2 separate regions of the Homo sapiens genome follow, and region 2 is linked to region 1. The links are chromatin contacts, found by Hi-C or POLR2A ChIA-PET in ENCODE. All regions are on one chromosome and are shown on one strand. Each heading gives the region's core, a stretch centred on a gene start or an enhancer-like site at or near the end of the contact. The rest is flanking DNA. Distances are from core to core; before and after follow the strand shown.

Evidence for each region. Hi-C counts contacts between places; a loop is a spot of excess contacts on that map. ChIA-PET counts read pairs that join two places held with the same protein, here RNA polymerase II (POLR2A). Pooled maps may share reads with other maps.
Region 2: a map of CD8-positive, alpha-beta T cell shows a loop between it and region 1 (6-fold over the local background). The contact joins two enhancer-like sites. A Hi-C loop is called at or near these places in 11 of 168 maps with a recorded cell type or tissue (B cell, CD14-positive monocyte, CD4-positive, alpha-beta T cell and 5 more), 6 of 37 single-sample maps with no recorded cell type and 16 of 50 pooled maps. POLR2A ChIA-PET finds 5 or more read pairs at or near these places in 26 of 52 experiments (B cell, CD4-positive, alpha-beta T cell, CD4-positive, alpha-beta memory T cell and 18 more).

What each region holds. Positions count from the first base shown.
Region 1 is chr6:159,060,353-159,063,774 of GRCh38, reverse strand. It overlaps LOC112267968, which reads left to right. Exons shown (of 5, transcript XM_047419645.1): 5 at 68-1,897. The coding sequence ends at 239. Among named protein-coding and RNA genes, the nearest start is that of TAGAP, 17 kb to the right of the region's middle. Within about 2 kb of position 1,499, at least 7 of the 41 ENCODE cell types and tissues checked have a DNase peak (open chromatin) inside an H3K27ac peak, as active enhancers do; they include B cell, CD14-positive monocyte, CD4-positive, alpha-beta T cell and 3 more, where a contact is called at or near this core.
Region 2 is chr6:159,097,122-159,100,543 of GRCh38, reverse strand. All of the region lies in intron 2 of LOC112267968, which reads left to right. Among named protein-coding and RNA genes, the nearest start is that of TAGAP, 54 kb to the right of the region's middle. Within about 2 kb of position 1,708, at least 7 of the 41 ENCODE cell types and tissues checked have a DNase peak (open chromatin) inside an H3K27ac peak, as active enhancers do; they include B cell, CD14-positive monocyte, CD4-positive, alpha-beta T cell and 3 more, where a contact is called at or near this core.

The DNA of each region.
Region 1 (3,422 bases), core at 250-2,749:
GCCTGCAATCAGCCCAGAGCCTGGCTCCCAATAACACCCACAATACCTGTTGCATTGACTCTTCCAGCTCTTCCGGCCTCTTCTTGAAGCCTCTTCATCCTCTCCTGACATCCATACTCACCTGTGCCCTCCGTTGGCTGGTGGTGCCATCTGATCTAGAGACCCACTGGAACAGGGGGCTGTGTGCCCCCCAGGTCAGTACTGAGAGCCTCTGCTGCCCCTTTGTAAATGCACCTTAGCCGAAAACAGAGATTCTGACTGAGGAATTCCAGACATCTCTGGAGAGACCTCATATGTGGAACCTTCTCAGTGTATTTCATCAACCGTGTCCTTTCCAGCCTAAATGGTCTCCCTGACTCAGGCATTCCCAAACTGAGAAGCTTCAGGGGATTTGGAAATAGCCTAGAACCCGAAGCCAAGAAGACCAACATTGGAATCCTAAATCTGTCTTTTCCTGAGTATTTTACCCAGGCAAATTTCATTCAGTATCCTCATCCATTAAGGAAGTAGCTTTATCTGCACTACAGAATTTTGAGGAAGAATAAATGAGCTGCTGTCACACATAGTTTAGAGAACTAAGAATGAGGTAGCTTAAATAGAAATAACTAACACAGAATTTCTCGCACTTAGCAGGTGTGTGATGCAAGTGCTGGCTGCTAACTGGTTTTTTGTTTTGGTTGGGGGAAGGAAGATCCAGGCCAGTGAAGATGGTCTTCACAGCCAAGATGATTGATAAGGTTAGAATTACTAAGTTTCTGATCTCAGTCCATCTCTGAGGGGTGACTTGGGAACTCTCCCACAACCTCCCTATTTGCTTCAAATTGTTCTGGCAAACTGCTTAATGGCAAAGTGTGGAGAAGGGCTTTCTACTGGAGAGCAGATATAAACACCTGCAAAAGGAGGGGCCATGAAGAAGGCTCACTCTGCAGCCTTACAGAGGCCCAAATGATAGCAGAGAAGCTTGCAGCCACACGTAAGAACTGAGAGGTTCACTGAGCATCACAATAAAAAACCAGCTCCGCAAAGTTCGTAGCCACAGATGTAGGGCTTTGGCAGGAAATGGTTGGGGTTGTGTCATCTTCTTTTACTTTCTGAAATATTCTAGAAAAATGGCTTCTGTTTTATCCTTGCAGTAGATAACTGTGGTCCTATAAACTTCATAGGATCAGCTCATAGTGTACAAGGTAGGAACCATCATTAATGTTTGTGACACTCTTTCTTGACAGAGAAACTTTAGAATACTAATAATAATAATGGTCCACAGTTACCCAGAACTCGCTATGCGCCTGTCACTCTTCTGAGCACTTGATATACAATAAGTCACCCACTTCCTTTCTGACACAGATGTCCTAGTCACATGTGAGGTAAGAGTCTTTCAAACTGGGCGTCACAAATGGATTTTCTCCTTGCAGAATGGCTTCCTCCAAGTTAGAAAAAATTCTTTCTCTTACTAATGTGGGAAGTTCCACCCCCTCTAATATCAGATGACCACAAGAAGCCCTGGCATCTCCACTCACGCTGGCCTGAGCATGGCTATGCCCTTTGAACTGTCCCTCCCGTTGTAGTCTCTGGGATATCATGCAATCCTGTGACTGCTGTTTTTGATTCATTCAGATGGGTTCGTTTACAATGTCAGCACAGGCCAACCAGCATAGACAACGCTTCTTTTCATAAAAAGGAACTTCAGATACTGTGTTTTTAAGAGAATTAAATGAGATAATTCAGGTAAACCTCTGAGCATGGCGCCTGCCCCCAGGGAAGGGTTTGGATGGTTTGAGAACTACTAGAGTGGTCGCCTGCGAGGGCTGCCATTACAAGGGACCACAGACTGGGTGGGTTAAATGGCAGAAATGTACATCTCCTGGTTCTGGAGGCTGGAAGTCCAAGATCAAGGTGTCAGCAGGGTTGGTTCCTTCTGAGGCTGTGAGAGAAGAGTTTGTTCCAGGACTCTCTCCTCAGCTGGTAGATGGCTGATTTCTCCCTGCGTCTTCACATCCTCTTCCCTCTATACATATTTGTGCTCAAATTTCTAGTTTTTGTGAGTATATCAGTCATCCTGGATTGCCCACCCTAAAGACCTCACTTTAACCAAATTCCTTCTGTAGCGATCCTATCTCCAAGTAAGGCCACAATCTGAGGTACTGGGGACTCCAACACATAAATAAGGTTGGGGGCAGGTGGGCACGCAAATCAACCCACTGCCAAGGGGCTGGTATCACTGCACTGCAGTCAGAGAGTTCGCCGTAGGGACAGGGGGCTAGGGGACCGGCCAAGCAGATAGATAAGACAAACTGAGCCTGAAATCTGGCTGGAGACCAAGTCCTCAAGGGCTCTAAGTGCTGATGAGGACAACGGGGGTGCAAAGAGGATAAGCCCCTCACCCAGTGCTGTCTGAAGTCTACCAGGGAGGTTGGGTGAGGACGTCCTAAGACTTGAAGCAACAAAGAAGTCTCAGGGCTGAGCCAGAATCAGGCTGACCCAGCCATGGAGGGGAGGGGCTGCCATGGAGGCCAAGGAAGTGCTCCAGCTCCCTCTGAGTCGGTCAAGTCCCTTCAGGGGCATTAACTCATTGGTGCTCCAGCTTCCTCGTGCAGTACCATGCAGACATTACCAGAGTACCAACCCTTCAGGAATCCTCGAGAGAGGTGGCATGAGGGCAGTCAAGCTGGATCCTGCCCTCTGGGGGTTGTGATCTGGTAGAAGGCAAACGTGTGTGTGAAAAAATAAAACATAGTGTCAGAACTGATGGGTCTCAAGAGAAAATAAGATAGAATAATAGGAGGGTTCAGGAAAAGGCAGTGTATTCATTTCCAGGGGCGCTGTAACATATTACCACAAACAGCTCTGAGGCTAGAAGTCCAAAGTCAATGGTTCCGCTGGGTGGGTGCCCCTGGAAGGCTCTAAGGGAGAACGTGTCCGGGCCTTCTCCTGGCTTCCAGTGGTCCTGGCATCCCCTGTGCTCCTTGGCTTGTAGACATATCATTTCAGTCTCTACCTCTGTCCTCACACGGCTTCTCCTCTGTGAATCTTCTCCTTTTTTTATTTTAAAGACACCCATCATTGGATTCGGGGCCCACCCTGATCCAGGATGATCTCATCTCAAAATTCTAACCTTAATTATGTCAGCAAAGATTCTATTTCCAGATGAGATCACCTGCACAGGTAGTGTAGGTTAGGACTTAGACATATCTTTCTGAGGGACAGCCACTGTAGACAATTAACCTCATTGAGAGAAACGGGAGGATTTGGGAGTGAGGGGCAGGGGGCATTCTGAGCTGGGCTTTGTGGGGAGAGGCAGGATTGGGCCTTTGGAGAAGAGTGGAAAGGACATTTCAGTAGAGGGACAAAAGGGATGAAGGCCCAGAGATGCAAAGCACCCTTCACCCACAGAAGGCAGCAGGCATAGCAGAGGAGGGCTGAAC
Region 2 (3,422 bases), core at 459-2,958, 37 kb before region 1:
TCTAGGCTGCAAGTGGTCCCTGGGTTGAAATGCGGAGAGGGCCTCTTGGCAAGCAGCAGAGAGGGGCCAGGGTTAGCACACAGAGCCTGGCGAGATCGATCAAAGGGACTGAGGAGTCCTGTGGGCTCTGATGCCTGGGAGTGATTGAGGCATACATATTTGAGAGAATTCCTCGGGCAGTGACAGGGAGGATGGAGGGGGACAGAGAGTTGAGGGAATTAAGGTCTGATGCAAGGAAAATAGCAGAAACTATTGAAGTAATGCAGGCAACATGCCACAGGAGTGTGGAACGTCAGTGGATGAGAAAAAAGAAGTAAATGAAAAATATCCAGAAGGCAACATTTGATCATGTGGAGAAGGGAAAGTCCCTGGAGCCAGACAGGCCTGACTCCAGCTCGCAGCCCTGCCACTTGCCAGCTGAGAGGTCTGCAGATTGCTTAACATCACGGAGCCTCAGTTACTTCATCTATAAAATGGCCCTAATTGTATAGGAGTGTTGTAAGGATTGAGAAAGAATGAGGGTAAAGAGATTAGCCTGGCACATGGCAGGCAGTCAGTGTTAGCCCTGTTGAAGAAAATGGTAATTCATGCCATAGGTTGAGGACCAAGTTTGATTTTTTTTTTTTTTTTTTTTTTTTTTTTAGACAGAGTCTTACTCTGTCACCCAGGCTGGAGTGCAGTGGTGCTATCATAGCTCATTGAAGCCTCAAACTCCTGAGGGAAGTCCTCTCTCCTCAGTCTGCCAAGCAGTTAGGACTAAAGGCCCAGCTAATTTAAACTTTTTTTTTTTTTTTGAGACAGGGTCTTACTTTGTTGCCCAGGCTGGTCTCAAACTCCTGGCCTCAGGTGATCCTCCCACTTCGGCCTCCCAAAGTGCTGGGATTACAGGTGTAAGCCACCACACCTGGCTTGAAAATGAAACCTGATTATCTTGCCAATCAAAACCTGATTATCTTGCCAGAAATGAGATGAGATGCTGTGGGTGCTTAGCAATGGATGACAGGCTTGTACCTATACCTCAGGGCAACTGCATCCACACAACGTGACTTTGGAGAGCTGTATGCGCCATGACTTTATGCAGGGGGCCTCCAATGCAGGTTAATCCAGGCTGTGTGGAATGGTGGACCCACAGCTGTGTTGCCTCGAAACCCCAGATGCCAGGAAATGATGGTTTCCAGGTCAGGCTTCTTATGGCTGAAATCCCTTTAACTGCACTTTTTTCTTTTGCAAAGTCACCAGTAATTCAAAGAGCCCCCAAATACTGAGCCACTCTCCATACCTTTATGCCAAATCCACAGTCAAATACTGGGAGTTCAGATCGGAGGAGCACACACTTGGGCAAACTGACCTAAGAGGCCTCGCCACCCACTCCCAGGGTGCACCTGTGACCACCCTTCCTTCTCCCACTTCCAGCAGGCTCCTGAAGTCTATTCAGGCTGGGAGCTGATGCTGAACTCAGCAGGGCCCCAGTTGACTAGATCATTTCCCATGTGAAGTTCTGGGGAGAGAAGATCAGGTCTCCATGGAGCAGGGCCCGGCGGCACTTTCGCTGTGCGAAGCCACCAGCAGGCCCCACTCCGCTGGAAATTCATCAGTGCATGGAAAGGCAAAGGGCACAGTTGTTTCCGTTCACCAGGTATTCGCCACGTCACTTGTTTCCTATTTCAGTGCATTAAAAAAATTTCCCCTCCGGTGAGAGTGCTGAGGCGCCTTTGTTGTGAAATATGGTTAACACGAGTGCTTTTTTTTAATGACATCACCAAATTAGGTCTCTGTGTGTGTCAGAAAAATTAACCCCGGCAAGTGTACAGTTCTCCTGGGATCACAAGGAAGTGCAAAATAGGGCTGGAGGGCGGGGGACTGGCCAGGGAGCATGAGGAGGAACAGCGATCAAAGGAGAGGGGAAAGAAAACAAAAATCGTGGGCAGACCAAGACTGACATGCGGACAGGTGCCTGGCAAGCAGAATACTCAGGAAAGAAACTTGACCTACTTCACTTGACTGGATGTGGATTATCTACACGTGCATGCTTTTTCAAGCTCAAATGAATAATTATCTGACAAATACAGATCTGTTCCTCTCAATTTGGTTCATAACATCTTATTTTAAATATTCAAATATTTCACCCACATCGCCAGAGCCTCTGTATAGGCCGCATGTTTTCATGTGCTCTAAATCTGCAGATGGTTGGGATGGCTGGGGCGAAAGGTCTGAGCTTTGACCCACATTGTGTTTAAAGAAATGTTTAGGGCCGGGGGCAGTGGCTCACGCCTGTAATCCCAGCACTTTGGGAGGCTGAGGTGGGCAGATCACGAGATCAGGAGATCGAGACCATCCTGGCTAACACGGTGAAACCCGTCTCTACTAAAAAAAAAAATACAAAAAGTTAGCCGGGAGTGGTGGCACATGCCTGTAGTCCCAGCTACTCATGAGGCTGAGGCAGGAGAATTGCCTGAACCCGGGAGGCGGAGGTTGCCGTAAGCCAAGATTGTGCCACTGCACTCCAGCCTGGGTGAGAGAGCGAGACTCCATCTCAAAAAAAAAAAAAGAAAGAAATGTTTAGAATGAATGGACATTTAATAGAATGTCGGCTTACTGGCGTTTTAAATCATTGGCAGTAACACTGGGCCCGCATTCCTATGTGGCCCTCATGGGCTGTCCCTTTGGACCCAGCACAACTTCTACCATTTTCTACGGTCCCACCACTCCCAAGCACTCACTTCAACCATTGACTTTCCCCTCAGGCGTTTGAGGGTGGTCTCTGGGCTAGGCAGTGAAGCAGGCTCTGATGGGTATAGCCGGAGAGACAACGTTTGCTCCATACCTGGGAGTTATATATCCCTCAAATATATGGAAATAGCCAGACATGTTTCCAAATAAATTCAAAGAGAAGCAGAAGCCATTTAAAAACAGAGCAGAGAGTTCTAGTTCCCATGCATTACGGTTTGAGACCCAATTTCTCTATTGTATTCTCTCCCTAAATAGCAAACTAACCACCAGCAAGACTTGAAACACCACCACTTCAGAGCCGCCCAGGCTTTCCTTTGGGCTGTATCATTTATAGACGCCCACCCCCGCTTGATGGAGAGAAAGCTCTGACTTATTCACAAGGCTGTGGGAGGTGTCTGCGGGGTGGAAAGGCCAGAGAGCAGAGTCCCACTCCAGAGCGGGAACCCATCATCAGGGCACGAAATCCAAGACTCATGCCACTTAATTGATTTTTGGAAAACACTGAGTATTGCTTTTTTTTTTTTGAGACAGGATCTCATACGCAGGCTGGATTGCTATGGTGCAATCCCCACTCACTGCAGCCTCAACCCCCTGGGCTCAAGCTATCCTCTCACCTCAGCCTCCTAAGTAGCTGAGACTACAGGCACATGCCACCCAGCTAATCTGTGTATTTTTTTGTAGAGACAAATACA